Regions from separate parts of the Homo sapiens genome. Here region 1 is linked to region 2. Evidence: chromatin contacts called from ENCODE Hi-C data. All regions are on one chromosome and are shown on one strand. The core of a region is the stretch at or near the end of the contact, and the rest is flanking DNA. Distances in the headings are between cores, read along the strand shown. Region 1 overlaps EYA4 (EYA transcriptional coactivator and phosphatase 4). Region 2 holds the start of EYA4 (EYA transcriptional coactivator and phosphatase 4).

The links. A loop is a pair of places that touch in the nucleus more often than their neighbours do. Pooled maps may share reads with other maps.
Region 1: a loop to region 2 is called in a map of gastrocnemius medialis, with 12 times the contacts of the local background. The contact joins the enhancer-like site here to the promoter of EYA4 in region 2. A Hi-C loop is called at or near these places in 3 of 168 maps with a recorded cell type or tissue (PC-9 and gastrocnemius medialis) and 7 of 50 pooled maps.

What each region holds. Positions count from the first base shown.
Region 1 is chr6:133,428,923-133,435,519 of GRCh38, reverse strand. All of the region lies in intron 3 of EYA4 (EYA transcriptional coactivator and phosphatase 4), which reads right to left. Among named protein-coding and RNA genes, the nearest start is that of EYA4-AS2, 24 kb to the left of the region's middle. Within about 2 kb of position 3,284, at least 3 of the 41 ENCODE cell types and tissues checked have a DNase peak (open chromatin) inside an H3K27ac peak, as active enhancers do; they include gastrocnemius medialis, where a contact is called at or near this core.
Region 2 is chr6:133,239,134-133,246,262 of GRCh38, reverse strand. It overlaps EYA4 (EYA transcriptional coactivator and phosphatase 4), which reads right to left and starts at 4,906. Exons shown (of 20, transcript NM_004100.5): 1 at 4,514-4,906. It overlaps LOC124901231 (serine/arginine repetitive matrix protein 1-like), which reads left to right. Exons shown (of 3, transcript XM_047419612.1): 2 at 3,852-4,044; 3 at 4,607-5,943. The coding sequence ends at 5,477. RefSeq lists enhancers at 2,776-3,668, 3,669-4,563.

The DNA of each region.
Region 1 (6,597 bases), core at 2,035-4,534, 190 kb before region 2:
TCAGGTGGACAGATAGTCCCAGAAGGAGGCCCTCACCAACCCATTTCCCCAGACACAGTCAGAACTGGGGTCAGCTGCAGAGATGGGAACCGCAAGAGGAAGGAGACCCTTAACAAGGACCAGGAAAGTGGTGTATGCATAAAGAAAGGAAGCTGTTCTTGAAATGTGCCAGTGACCTCATCCCTGTCCCTGAGGCCAGCATGAGTGCTTGCAGTGCAAGTGACCCATCTGCCAGGGTGACCTCAGGCCTCGGACTAACAGCAAATAAAGCCATGAACACACTGTTCTCTGGACACTTTTGCAATTTTTCCTTTCCAGGGCCTACAGCTCTAGACTTGAGACCTGCAACTCTTCCCCTTTGTTCACTATGACTCTAACAAATTTAAAACATGTCAGTTCTCTCCAACCCCAAGAAATGTGAATAAATGTTTCCGAAAACCAGAAGCATTTCCCTAAATTTTTGTTTTTAAAAGTCCCCCTTAATCGGAAAACAAAGAAATAAACAAAAATCCAATGGATTTTCCAAGCATTATTTGAATGGCACAGGATTCACTTTCTGTCAGATCAGTTCAAACCATCATTAATGAAGCAGAAAATTATTTTCCTCTAGCAAGTAGTGGAGTAAAGCCATAAGACCACAATCAAAACATTTAATGCCATCAATTGTACTAAGAAACATATCACTGTTTTTTTCTAAGAAAAAACTCTACCAGTAAAGATCAAACTGTTCACAGGATAAACAAATCTAGGTTTCCCAATGTTGTACTAACAAGAGCAAAGCATTGATATAATGTACAAAAAAAAGGTGGTAACCTATTAAAATGATCAGATTTCCAGTTCTGAAGGGACATTAAATGTCCTCAAAAGCAAAATGGAATATTGTGCTTAAGGCTATGAGAGCAGTGTTAAGAGTCTCTACTGTCAACTAAAACCTGAATTTTAAACTCTGCCTCATTTACCAGTCATGGGACCTTAGTCTCAATATTGGAGATAATAATATCCTCTGGAAGGCTAATGTGTGAATTAAATAAGATCACACAAAAAAAAGTATCCAAAGGTTGGCCTACAGTGCATCCTTCATAAATTTTATTACTACAATCACTTCTACAACACAGACAATAAAACAGCCTGGTTTGTCTATTTGAAAACTTGTAGTGTCAAGAAAATCATTTTCTTAAGAGGCAGCCCTTTCATTTTCAGATAACTTATACTATCAGAAAGTTTTCTATCCGGGGCTTCCCTGAAACTTTGGTCCAAGAAAATTCATTTATTGTCATGGGTCAAGTCTAAACCTTCTTTCATATAACAGTCTTTCACACATCAATGACCTGTCCTGCCCAAGAGCTTTTTCTCTCTCAGGGAGGGCATCTCCAATTCCCTCAGTCCACTCAGTCCATCTCAAACTCTTTTACTTTCCTAGCATTCTCTTCCATAAGATCTCCAGGATTCTTCTTTAACAGTGGTCCCCATAGTCACACAGTTGTGGTCCAAAATATGGCAAGGCTATTACAACTCTCACTTGTCAGTGTAGACTGAAGAGTACATTAGCTTTGTCCTCAGACACTGTGCAGTCCTAATTCATGCCTAAACCCAGCCAGTGAAATTCTCAAGTCTTTGTCCCATGTGATGCTTGAGAGCCCTGTGTCCTCCCAGTCGCTCACTACACATGCAGTTGGCATTTGGGACCCGAGTGAACAGCTTTTCATGTGTTTCTCCTAAATGCCATCTTGTTGGACTTGAGTCCATTGTTTCAGCCTGTCTGTTAGATTCTGATTCTGCTGTTCAATGTCCTCTTTCCCAGTGAAGTTCCTATCTCACCTACAAACTTTCTTAGCATGCCCTCAATGCCCTCACAATAAACATGTTGGCCAGCCACAGTGGCTCACGCCTGTAATCCCAGCATTTTGGGAGGCCAAGGTGGGTGGATCATGAGGTCAAGAGATGGAGACCATCCTGGCCAACATGGTGAAACCCCCTCTCTACTAAAAATACAAAAATTAGCTGGGCGTGGTGGCGCATGCCTGTAGTCATGTTGAAAAGCACAATGCCAAGGACAGGTCTTAAAGAGGGTACTAGAGGTATACCTCCAGATTTATATCAGTTCATCGGGAATAGTTATTGAGCTAATTTCTGTCTTTTTCTCATAAATATCCGAGCCTCTGGCATGCGCTTGGCTGAATTCTATGTGTTCTAAGTGTAATGCATGTCTTTGCTCTTCCTTTCTGGTACTGCTGTCACAAAAGACTATGAGGTTACTCTGGCATGTCTTTTGCCTACAGAACTTATATTGGCTTCTCATTATCACTGCCTCCTAATTATTTAAATTTAATCATTTGAGAATTTCATTTTAGAACCAGCAATTCACAAGAAGTTCAGTGGTTCACTGATCTATAGTTTATTATGCTATACAAAAATACAATTGAAGAGAATGATTTTTTTAAGCAAATTTCATGATAAAATCTACATAAGGAATGTGCTTTTATTAGATAACAATATGGATTAGGAATCAGGAACATGAATTTAAGTCTGTGATCCACCACCTAGAAAAAGTTAATGGGTGTGTGTAGATGGGTTTCCAAATATCTTCTCGGGTTTACAGGGCTAACTAATAACTAAATAACACTGAGACTCTTCCATAGACAGGCATTCTGTAGTCTTTTCCTTTCTCTGCCAAGACATTCTGTATCTTTATGAGGTTACTCAACCCATTCAGTTTGAGAGCAAGGAAGTTAGCACCTGCCACGAGGGATCAGAATGTGAAATGTGATGAGAGGGCCCTGTGATAAGTCCCTGACCTTAGCAAACAAAAATAAAACCTTGAAAAAAAAAGACGAACATGCAGTAATATACAAATCAGAGTATATTTGTCTGTCCCTGAATAGGAGCCATTAAAGTTCCACTCCATAGCAAGCAATGGTTGAAGTTGTGTACGATTCATGTAACAGCAGTGTCAGGAGATGTCAGGGAACTCCCTCACTGCCCCAGCTTTTGATACTATAACATGATAGTCTCCATGAAAAAAAAAAAAAAAGTCAACCAGCCGTCTTAGTGATAGGAACTTGGGCCCATTTCTCATCTGGTGTAATACTTCACAAAGCTGATCCAAACACAATGCAGCGCCCTGAAATCAGCAGGAGCTCAGCCCTGTGTTCAGTGCCAAAGAGCAAGATGAGAAATGTGGCTGGCATAAATATTCAATTGGGAAGTTATGGCCAATCTCCTTGCGCCGTGTGTTTAGTGCAACTCAAAACTGCTCCACCTGGTCCTTGCTGGCTCCCTCATGTCTACTGGGGCTGGCAGCTGGGAGGCAGGCTGACCCTTGGAGATCTTTTAATTTGCTGTAGCACCAGGAGAGCAGGCAGGAGGGATGACAATGCATATGCTGGGATTCAATTACAGAGCTGTCTTTTTCCCAGGTGGGAGGCACCACTGACTGAAGAGAATTCAATGCTTCCGTTTGTTAAGGTCCCTAAGGAAATGACTGGTGGTTTGCAAATGCTGGGGGCGGGGGTGGAATAATGCACCATGGTCTGCCCTCATGAAAAAGATATTGGCAAAAAAAAAAAAAAATCAAGAAAATGGACTATTTTATTGGGCTCATGTGTTATCTTTACTTTTCACTTATTTTCCAAAATGAAATCATTCTGTAACTTCTGCCCTATGAATCTCACTGCCAAAAAAGTTTTTAAATATTGCATAAAATTAGATGTGTTCCAACCATGAACATTTAAGGGGAACACACAATGTTATAAATTTAAAGCACTCCAACAGTTCCTAAAAGCTTGACAAAAATACCTGCCATATAATTCTTTCTTTACAACAGAATGTTATAATAACATTAATTTTAAGGAGACTGATCTCAATAATCTGGTAATTTGTCCCTGCTGAGGAGGGATGGTGCACTTCATATTGCACTGGCTTCAAAACAAAGTTCATCAAATACAAGAGTAAGATTGCATGAGGAGTGATTAGTCAACTAGCATCAACTGAATGATTTCTATATGAATAGTTACTTTGCTAATTACAAACCATTATCACCTATTTATTGTAGTAGATCTGACAGTGCTATTACTTGCACAAACTCCCTGAATAGGTAGCTTTACTTTATTAAATATTTCAAGGAAACAAAAAGTTACATTTGTTTGAACTTTATCTCCCCAAGCCACACTTGCCCTAGAACAGCCTATTCTCCCCAAGGCAGTTAGAGTGATAACCAGCTCAATGCAATCAGTCCTCTGCTCTAAACCCTCTAATGCCTTCTCATGTCTCTTAGAGTAGTTCCCAAATTCCTCCCACAGTCTCTAAGGCCTTGCTTCCTTATATGGCACACTGATGCCCCATTTCTTGACCTCATCTCCTAGGTGATTCCCCTCACTCACAGAGCCCCAATTCCCTACATCCCATCTCCCCAGTCTAACCTGCTGTTTGTCAAACACACCCAATGTGTTCCCAGGTGAGGACCTCTGCACTTGATTTCCCCTTTCCCAGGAACACAGTTCTCCCAGCCATTCTTCATGTCCTGTGTCTCAGCTCAAACATCCCCTGTTCAGAGATTCCCTTCCTGCTCTCCTCATACAAAATGAAAACATTTGTACTAATTGCCTACTATCCCATTATCTCATTTTATTCTTCTTCAAGGCAATTATCTCCCTGACATATTGTATATTAATTTATTTAATTGGCTCTCCCTCTAGAATGTATACTCTATGAGAGCAAGAAGCCTAGCACAAGGCCTGTCACATAATAAGTGCTCAATGAACACTTGTTGAATGTATGAATAAATTTTCCAGTAACTTCAATTAACCTACCTAGTTAGACTTAGTTACCCAGGTTTTGCTGCACTACTCAATATTACTAGTTTTTTTTGTGGCATAGTTTTATTGTTTTTTAGAATCAATTCTCTGACAAATAAAAAATATGGTATAAGAAATTTCTCCAGTATAAAGAATTTTATAATCTGATTGATGGAGAATCTCTAATATTTTTCATCCTTAAATATGAAAAGTAGAACAATTTAATAATCATTTAATGAGTTTCTACCATGCATTAGGCACTATGCTTTCTATACATTTGTAAAAAACACAGTTCTACCTGAAGTTTAAAAATTTCTTGAATTCTCCGTAAAACATGGATTTTAGCCTAAGACCAAACAATGAGGTAGAAAGTAAAATTAGTTTATTTTCTGTTTCCCCCAAATGTATTGAAGACTTGATGGAGTATAACATTTAAAATATCTCCTAAACACACACACCTAAAATATAAACAATATTCTCTTCTTTAAAATATTTCTGAAAAGGACATGATTCCATTATGTTTTGGCTGCATAGTATTCCATGGTATGTATGTACCAGCTGGAGGTCATTATCCTAAGTGAATTTACTGCAGGAACAGAAAACCAAATACCGCATGTTCTCACTTACAAGTGGGAGCTAAACATTGAGTACTCATGGACATAAAGATGGGAACAATAGACACTAGGGACTAATCGAGGTGGGAAGGAGGGAGGGGCAAGGGTTGAAAACTAACTGTTGGGTGCTGTGTTCACAATCTGGGTGATGGGATCATTCACACCCTAAACCTCAGCATCACACAATCTACTCATATAACAAACCTGCACATGTAACTTGTGATTCTAAAAGTTGAAATTATAAATAAAATAAAAGAAAACTGAAGAAAAATATTTCTGAAATCCACCAACTCCATAGGATAAAAACAGCTTTCTTTTTTTCCCTTTCAATGGATGAGAAGTCAAAGAGACTTGACAAGTTGACTAAGTTCATACAACTGGTCACTCAAAGCCCCTTCATCAGAGCCCAGTTAGAAATCACTGACTAACTTTGAAACATTTAATTGATGATCATGAAAACAAAACAAAAAAGAAACCCCTGATTCTCATTATTTCCCCCCTCTAGCTATTATCTTTATCGTTTCTTTCAAAACTCAGAATCTTGAAACTAGACTCAATTCCTCATAACTACTTTTCCCCTCACAGTCACCCTCTATCCACTTTAATTAGAATCCATGGTGTGTCTCTGGGGTCACATTCTAATTACTGCTCTCATGGGCATTTTTCCGCCTCTCCTTAATTCTTCCCTTGACCCATTTGGTATATGACAATGTTAATAACTTCTCCTCAACCTTTCTCCCTCCTAAGCTTACTAATGCTTCTGTAGTGCTCCTTGTTGTCTGCTATGCATTAACTGTCTCACTTCCTTTTACCTAACAGAATCTTAATTTTTATTCAGGTATTCACCTCTCACCAGCAAAGGCTGGTGCCTCAAAAGAAGCTAAATCTGGACAGGTGCAGTGGCTCATGCCTATAATCCCAGCACTTTGGGAGGCTGAGGCAGGTGGATCATGAGGTCAGGAGTTAGAGACCAGCCTGACTGACATGGTGAAACCCCGTCTCTACTAAAAATACAAAAATTAGTCGGGTGTGGTGGCGCACACCTGTAATCCCAGCTACTCGGGAGGCTGTGGCAGGAGAATCGCTTGAACCTGGGAGGTAGAGGTTGCAGTGAGCCGAGATCATGCCACAGCCCTCCAGCCTGGGCAACAGAGTGAGACTCCATTTCACAAAAAAAAAAAAAAAAAAAA
Region 2 (7,129 bases), core at 3,657-6,156:
CCATGCACTGAAATCTCAGGGTAAGAAAAGGGCCAGACCAACTCTGAAAGGTTTCAAATATCAAACTATACTATTGTGTCAGTACCCTAAGATCAATTAGCACCTTTCAATGACAAAAAAGGTTACAGTGAGACTCAGAGGTGCACTCTCTGAAACTGTCTCAAATCACTATATAAATGTGGTTTTGATAACACAAAATGGTTTCTATTTTAAATTAATCAGTTTCATCTCTTTTTCTGGAGGTGTGAAAGGGGTTAGGGGAGTAAGAATAGTAGTGTTCATTTTCAGTATCTCTTTACTAATAAAAAGATGGATGGAGAAACACTAAGAATGACAAATTTCAAGCGTAAAATGACATATCACCAAAGCATATATTAATGTACAGCTCCACAAGCAATATTGAGTGACAGTAATGTTTACAAAGTCTTCAAACCTCTTAAAAGCAATCAAAGTTGCTTGTACTTCTTTTGAATGTGTAACTCTTGTTCATTTTCTTCCACTTAAGTTCAAGCTAAATGACGCCAAGTTTGGCTCCAAAAATGATTTAATGACTATGCAGTGTCCCCTTCATTAAAACACATCTAACTATAAGATGCAGCATTACACATATTGCATCTCACCCATCTCCAGGGCAAATGCCTGAAACAGCATGTCATTTCTTAGTTTAGCAGGAAAAATTCATGAGAGAAGCAGGTACACTGCAATGCCACCCCATTCCCCTGGTGTTGATTTCCTTCACCTAGTAACCATTGTAATAAAATCCCCCAACTGTATTTCTGAATATAATTAGTTTAAGATACTCTACAGGGAGGCACGTTATAAGAGTTTAGCATTTAGTACATGTAAGAATAATATCCATTTAGAAAAAGAAACTGTCAAGATTATATTCTCACTGAAAAAAGAAGAAGGTGTTTTGATAGAGGTTTGTTCAGCTCTTCAATGAGAGGATTCAAAACGTCTCCTACTTTTGATAGCACACTTTTCTATTTATTTCTTAAATAAGTGATCTGAAATATTTACAACCAGACAGTACCTAATTTTAGGTTTTAAGTGCTTTAACAGCTCCATGAAATATGATCAGCAGCTGCAATACAGAACTATGGTGAATAAACTCCTTATAAAGAGGGGCCTGTTTTTACAGAATGTCCAGTGTTCTTGCATTTACCTAACAGAAAAAAATGATAATGAGAAAGCATAATACATACTTGCATTCTTAAATTACTTAACACTTAACTAAGTAGTGAAAAAGATTATCACCCCTCTTCTTGAAATCTGTATAAAAACTGTGAGTTTTTGTGGGGCAAAATAAGTTTGATTATTTGAAAGTTAGAATGTGAACTTCCTAACATTCTAACTTTTTATAACAATAGTCATCGTCTTTCTGTCATTCTATCTTTCTAAAAATCCTAAAAAATCTAATTCCAGTGCATAAAATGTTAAAATGAAATATCAAGCCATATAAATATATTTTTAGACACGACATCAGTCATTTAGAGCTTGCAACAGAGACTGAAAACATGAAATTGGATACTCTATTTCCCGTGGCTATGTAAAATTTATTTACACCCCAAAGTACAACATAAATAAAAAGGAAACTCTTAGAAATGGAGTACTTGTTTTTCCTTTTTTTTTTTTAACCCAAAGAGCCTTATTAAAAGAAAAAAATAAATTATAGCAAAATGACAAGTAACTCATCTGCCAGTCACCCGTCAAAAAAGAAACTTCTATGCAATTTTTTTCTCCAGCTTCTAGAAACCCTCTGAAATTCAGCATCTATTTTTCTTAACAATTAATAATTATTATTCCTTTTTATACAATCACTCCTTTTTATACAAATCTTAAGATTTTAAAAATTTTAAAACTTAAGCCTACTACTTAAAAGAAGTGTTAATTGTGAGTACATACATATATGTGAGACGTTTTATTTTGGAAATGAGAAATTCAATTTCAAATATTCAACAAATACTAATAAAAAGAAAACAACTGAGTAAATCTTATTTTAGTTATAATTGTGAACCAACCGGTAGTTACAATGGTCTTTAAATATTGAAACATACTATTTTCAGGAAATTTACAAAGGAAAACAGGCTTTTGAAAACCATATTGATTGTAGACCTTTACTTATTATGAAAGACAAGTACATATCACTAATAATCAGAGAAAGGAGACATTTTCAACAAATCTAATTATGTTGCTTTCAAAGCTGTAGCTGTCAAAGGTTTTAACATTCTTGTACAGTCATTCCTAAATACGGGTTTAACTTTGAATGACTTACAACTTTTAATCAGGTGGAACAAACTATTTTTACGGTTTATAACAATAAATGTGGGTGTAGTTATGTCTGCTTTCGATATTGTTGCCATAAAAATCAGATTCTGGCAGTCTTGCTCCACACAAAACAATCTGTCTCTTGTTACTACTGCTTTTTGTTTCTTGGGATAATGTTATTTTTAAAAATACACAAATGTCTTTGAATGCAGTCTCCTAAAACGCTCCGTATCACGTATCAAATATTTTTTGGGGGGATTCTCTCCCCACCCCCTCTAGTTTTTGGTTCTTCAGGTTTAAGCTTGCCAATAATATTTTAAAAGACAAAAAAAAAAAAAAAGGCACTGATTCTGCTTAAAACCAAACCGTACCCGGGAAAGGAATTCAAGTACAATCCCTTCCCTAAGGTTTTAAAAACAAAAACAACGCAACAAACAAAAAAACCATCGTCAACTTTCAATCCTGTCAGTCACCTACGTGTAAGTGAAACTTCAGAAGCTGCTGATGGGGAGCCCGCGGTTGTTAAACGCTCCTAAGACTCCCACCTAAATCCCGCAGGAGCCCGCACTGAAACTGACAAACACCCGAGGGTTCACAAAGTGGCCACAGATGAGAAGAGGAACAAAATGCCATATTCCAGGAGGTGTATTTCGCTCCAACAATTACGTTGATCCCAGGGTGCCAAGCCAAAAGGGGTAAGGGAGAAAGAAAACTGTTAAGTATGAGCCCTTAATGTGAAACCTAACCTGTTGGTTCTCTTAGGTATCAGATTTTGGAAGTGTCTGTAATGACAGCCAGGAAAGCAAACTAATGGCCAACGGCCCACTGGGTTTGAACACCAGAGTCCTGTTACCTCCTCACAGATCAAGTACACAACACACACACACACACACACACACACACACGAAGTTGCTCCACGTGGAACTGCTCTGGAACCAAAACACACGCCCGGGCGCTATTCTGCACCTTGGCAGAAAGGGCAGAGGGACCTGCACCTTCCTCCCCTGCCCTCAGGTTAAGATTCATGAATGACTCTCTAGGCCCGCTCGGGATGGCGGGGAGAGGCGCAGGAGACGCGGTGAGAGAGGACAGTCTCCACACCACTCTCCCGCACACACTCTCACCCCAGGCGCAAATCCGTTGTCTTCATAGGAAGGAGAAAGAGGGGTGGTGGTGAAGGGAAACACTATCCTCCCAAGCAGGGAAGAGATGACAAAAATTAAATTGCGCTCTCTGCTTTCGCCCCAGCTCTGCCACCGGACTCGGTCCGCAAATTCCCTAATCGCTCCGAGCTGTTCAGAATCTCGCAAACAAAGGGAGAAAACTCTTTCAAGTGCTACCAAACGAAAGTTCGGGTTGCTGTGCGGCGCAGAATAAAACAAGCACACACACGTCTACTTCCAAACCTCGCTTCACCACGCTAAAAATCCGAGCCATTTCAAGTTCCACTGCCTCCCCAGACCCAGCAGGCTTGGAAGGAGAGAAAAACCTGCTCTACCCAGCCAGGTCCCTTCCTTTGGAGAAGTTATAAGCCTTCCATGGCACCCGCTACTCGAGCCAATGAACGCGACTGCTCTGACAAGGCGCCTCTAATTTCACCGACCCTGGCAAACTGCAGGAGACATTCAGTCCACGCCACATAAAAACTATTAAAGTGGGATCGCCGCAGTTGAAAAGCCCGATCAGTGCCTGGAGATTAGAACGCGAGCCTTTAAAGTACACACGCACCCGGCACCGGGAAAGCCCAGGCGCCTGTGACCCTCCGAAGGACTCTGGGTCAGCATCCTCGCGCCTGGACCATCTAGGGGGTCATCAGAAAGTAATACACGTCATAAGAAAGATGTGGGGGAGACCCCGATGCTCGCGCCTCTGCCAGGTGGAGGCGGGGTGCAGGTAGAAGCCGCGCGCTGGACTGCTGGATGAACTCCGTTACGCGCAGGCTCCGCGCCGACCCCGGAAGGGACAGGCAGGCTCGGAAGGGACCCTTGGGGCTTGGGGACGTCTTCTAGGGCAGAGAGCACCGCTGCGGTCCGAGCGGCCCGGGCCCTCAGGCGTGGGGCACCCGGCCTCCAAGCGCCCCCCGGGGACGCAGGCGCCCACGCACCGTCCAGCTGCGCGTCCTCAGTACCCAGCGCTCGGCGTCCCCGGCGGAGCCTCGCGCACTTTCCCGGAAAGTTTGGGGGTTCTCTCAACTCAGGCTCCCCCGGGAGCCCTGGGGCGGGGGTTGGAAGAAGGGGTCACTCACCTCGTCGCCCGGTCCGCCTCGGGTTCCCGAAGTGTCTGTCCCAGCCGCGGTTCAGTGCGTCCGTAATTAAGTATTTATTCTCGTTCCTTCCAGTGTCGAAGTTTCCCCTTCGCGCTGTGCCTCTGGTGAAAACAGGACATCCCCTTCGGCCACCCCACAACAAATAGCGTACACAAGCGGGGGAGAAGCGGGGCGGAGGGAGAAGCCGGCTCCGAGGGGGAGGAGGAAAGGAGAGGAGCCAAAACTCCGGACTGCGACAGGGGGGAAAGGAGAAGAAAAGAAAATGAGAGAGCGCGCCCAGCCGCCGCAGTCGTCACTCCCCGGCTTTTCCCGCAGCTCTTTCCCCCTCTCTAAGGCAGCGACAACTTCACGTGGACAGGATGGAAGTTTTGCGCGGAAGCCGGGAACGGCCGGAGCGTGCGCCGCGCTGCCGGCAGCCTCGCACTTGCGCAGGGAGGTGGGGCGGGGGCGACGTCGCCACCGGCTACTGCGGGCTCGTGAGGCCGCCGGGGGCCTCGGGGGAGGCCGCCAGGGACGCGGGGGGCGGCGGCGCGCGGGGGACCCACTCCGTTTTTATTTGACCTCGGGTGACTGCCTATTGTCATGGTTTGCGATCTCGCGTGGGGACCGCCCAGGGCCTCGGGGCCCTGGATGTCCCGGGTGGCGCCGCCGTAATCTCCGTGCCCTCCGCGCCGCCCCCACCCCGCCCCCACCCGGGCCGACTCGAGCGGCTGCAGCCTCCAGGCTGAGGGGAGGGACCCGCGACCGCGCTCTCCTCCCTGGGCCGGAGAGCCACTGTCGATCCCCACCTGCTTCTGTGGGGCAGCCCCCGGAATTGCCTGGAACTCTCTCGCTACCCAGTTCCCCTGTGCAGGCCACTGCGGGCCCCCTGCCGGACTCCTTTCCACTTACCCCAAGGGAGGAGACAGAAGGGACTTCGCCTACTTGCAACAACGTGAAATAAAAACCAACCCAGACCAGACTGGGGCGCTTTTTCTGACGGGAGGAAATACCCTTTTCCGTGGAGATATATGTTATGAAGGACTAAGCGGTCTGGGGATAGGCTGTGCTGCGAAGGGCCTGGGCCCCTTCCAGTGCTGCTGGGTGCAGGTATAGGCATCCGTCCCAGACGCCCAAAGGTCAGGCAGCAACGACTTACTTCCAAGGCGGCGTCAGAGCTTCTCTAGGCACATTGCTGAAATGACATTTCGTGTCTAAGCCTTCTGCGCATGCACTACGCGACTACATAGGATTTACGATTTTATACCCACACGTGTGTATGCCACAACCAGGGGACACAGCAAAGGTAGACGGAATAAACAATCCATAAATTTTGCATCCATTTAATCACCTCTTCCAAAAACCTATTGTCTATTTTAGCGGCACCTTCTCTGTCATATTGATAATAAATGTTTTAATTTATTGATAAATCACTGAGTGTCAATCATTGTATTGGTCACTTATGGTACATGAGTTCATTTAACTTCCATGACAACTCTACGGTGGTCATTATTAAGCCGGTATAAAAGATGAGGAAACCAAAGCCCAAAGAATCATGAGTGACTTTTCCAAAGACAAATCCAGTGGTCTCTAATCACAAAGCCTATGATACAACAACCTCTACATTACCTTAGGTGTGGTCTAAGAGATTACAGATTAATCCGTAGAAATTACTCCCATTCAAAGAAAGTTTAGTTTTAATATATTCACTAAGTTACGTTCTGAAAAAGGTTCAGAAAAAAGATTTCATCCTCTACTTTAGGTTGGTCTTATGCAACTGATATGAGCACTGTCTAATTCAAAAGCAGTATCAACCCTGAATACTTATGGTTACAATTTATTTTTTAATGAGTGGGGAATTATCTACAATGCTTAAGAGGCTCTAGAAAAGGTGGTGTTGTAAATTTAAAATGATAAAGGCAGTCGTTGCTGCTCTCATCACTTACTGGGTGTTCTTTCCTGCAGATTTATTTTGGAGGGTGTAGGCATTGCCAGGCATAATGTTTCCTTTTCTGGTTCTCAAGGTAGAAAGGGTTCTGGCAGTGGGGTTGGCACAAAGCGGATTTGGAGCATGGTTGAGAGCACATTCTGGCCTAACGAGGAATGCCAGTTAATATACACTGGAGAGAAAAATATGAATGGACAGATTTAATTAATTTTGCAGATTTATTTTCTCCATTTCACATGTGAGAAAACTAAGGGCTCAGAATTTTTAGAAGCTTGCTAATAAATGGCAGACCTGAGTTTCAAGCCAGCCTTTATTTAAGTCCACTCTTAGTCACTGTGATGCTATTATTAGTATTAATGGTATTCAGAAAAATAGTAATTCTTTTAAATATGTAATATATTACAAGCCAAATATGCAATTTAAATGTTTTGTGAATCATAGTGTCTAAGAATGTTCTGTGGCTATAGCAAATATCATGTAAGGATTAAGTACAATGATGAATTTAATACTGTCCTCAAAAGGCAACAACATTTTGAATTTCATTTTGGCATAAAACATTATGTGCTAGTTTCACCTACAAATAAAGGTGGGAGATGTATGATTTGAATAAAATAAAAATTCATACTTTAGCATATTGTTAACATAAATATAGGGTGGGTTTTCTTAGC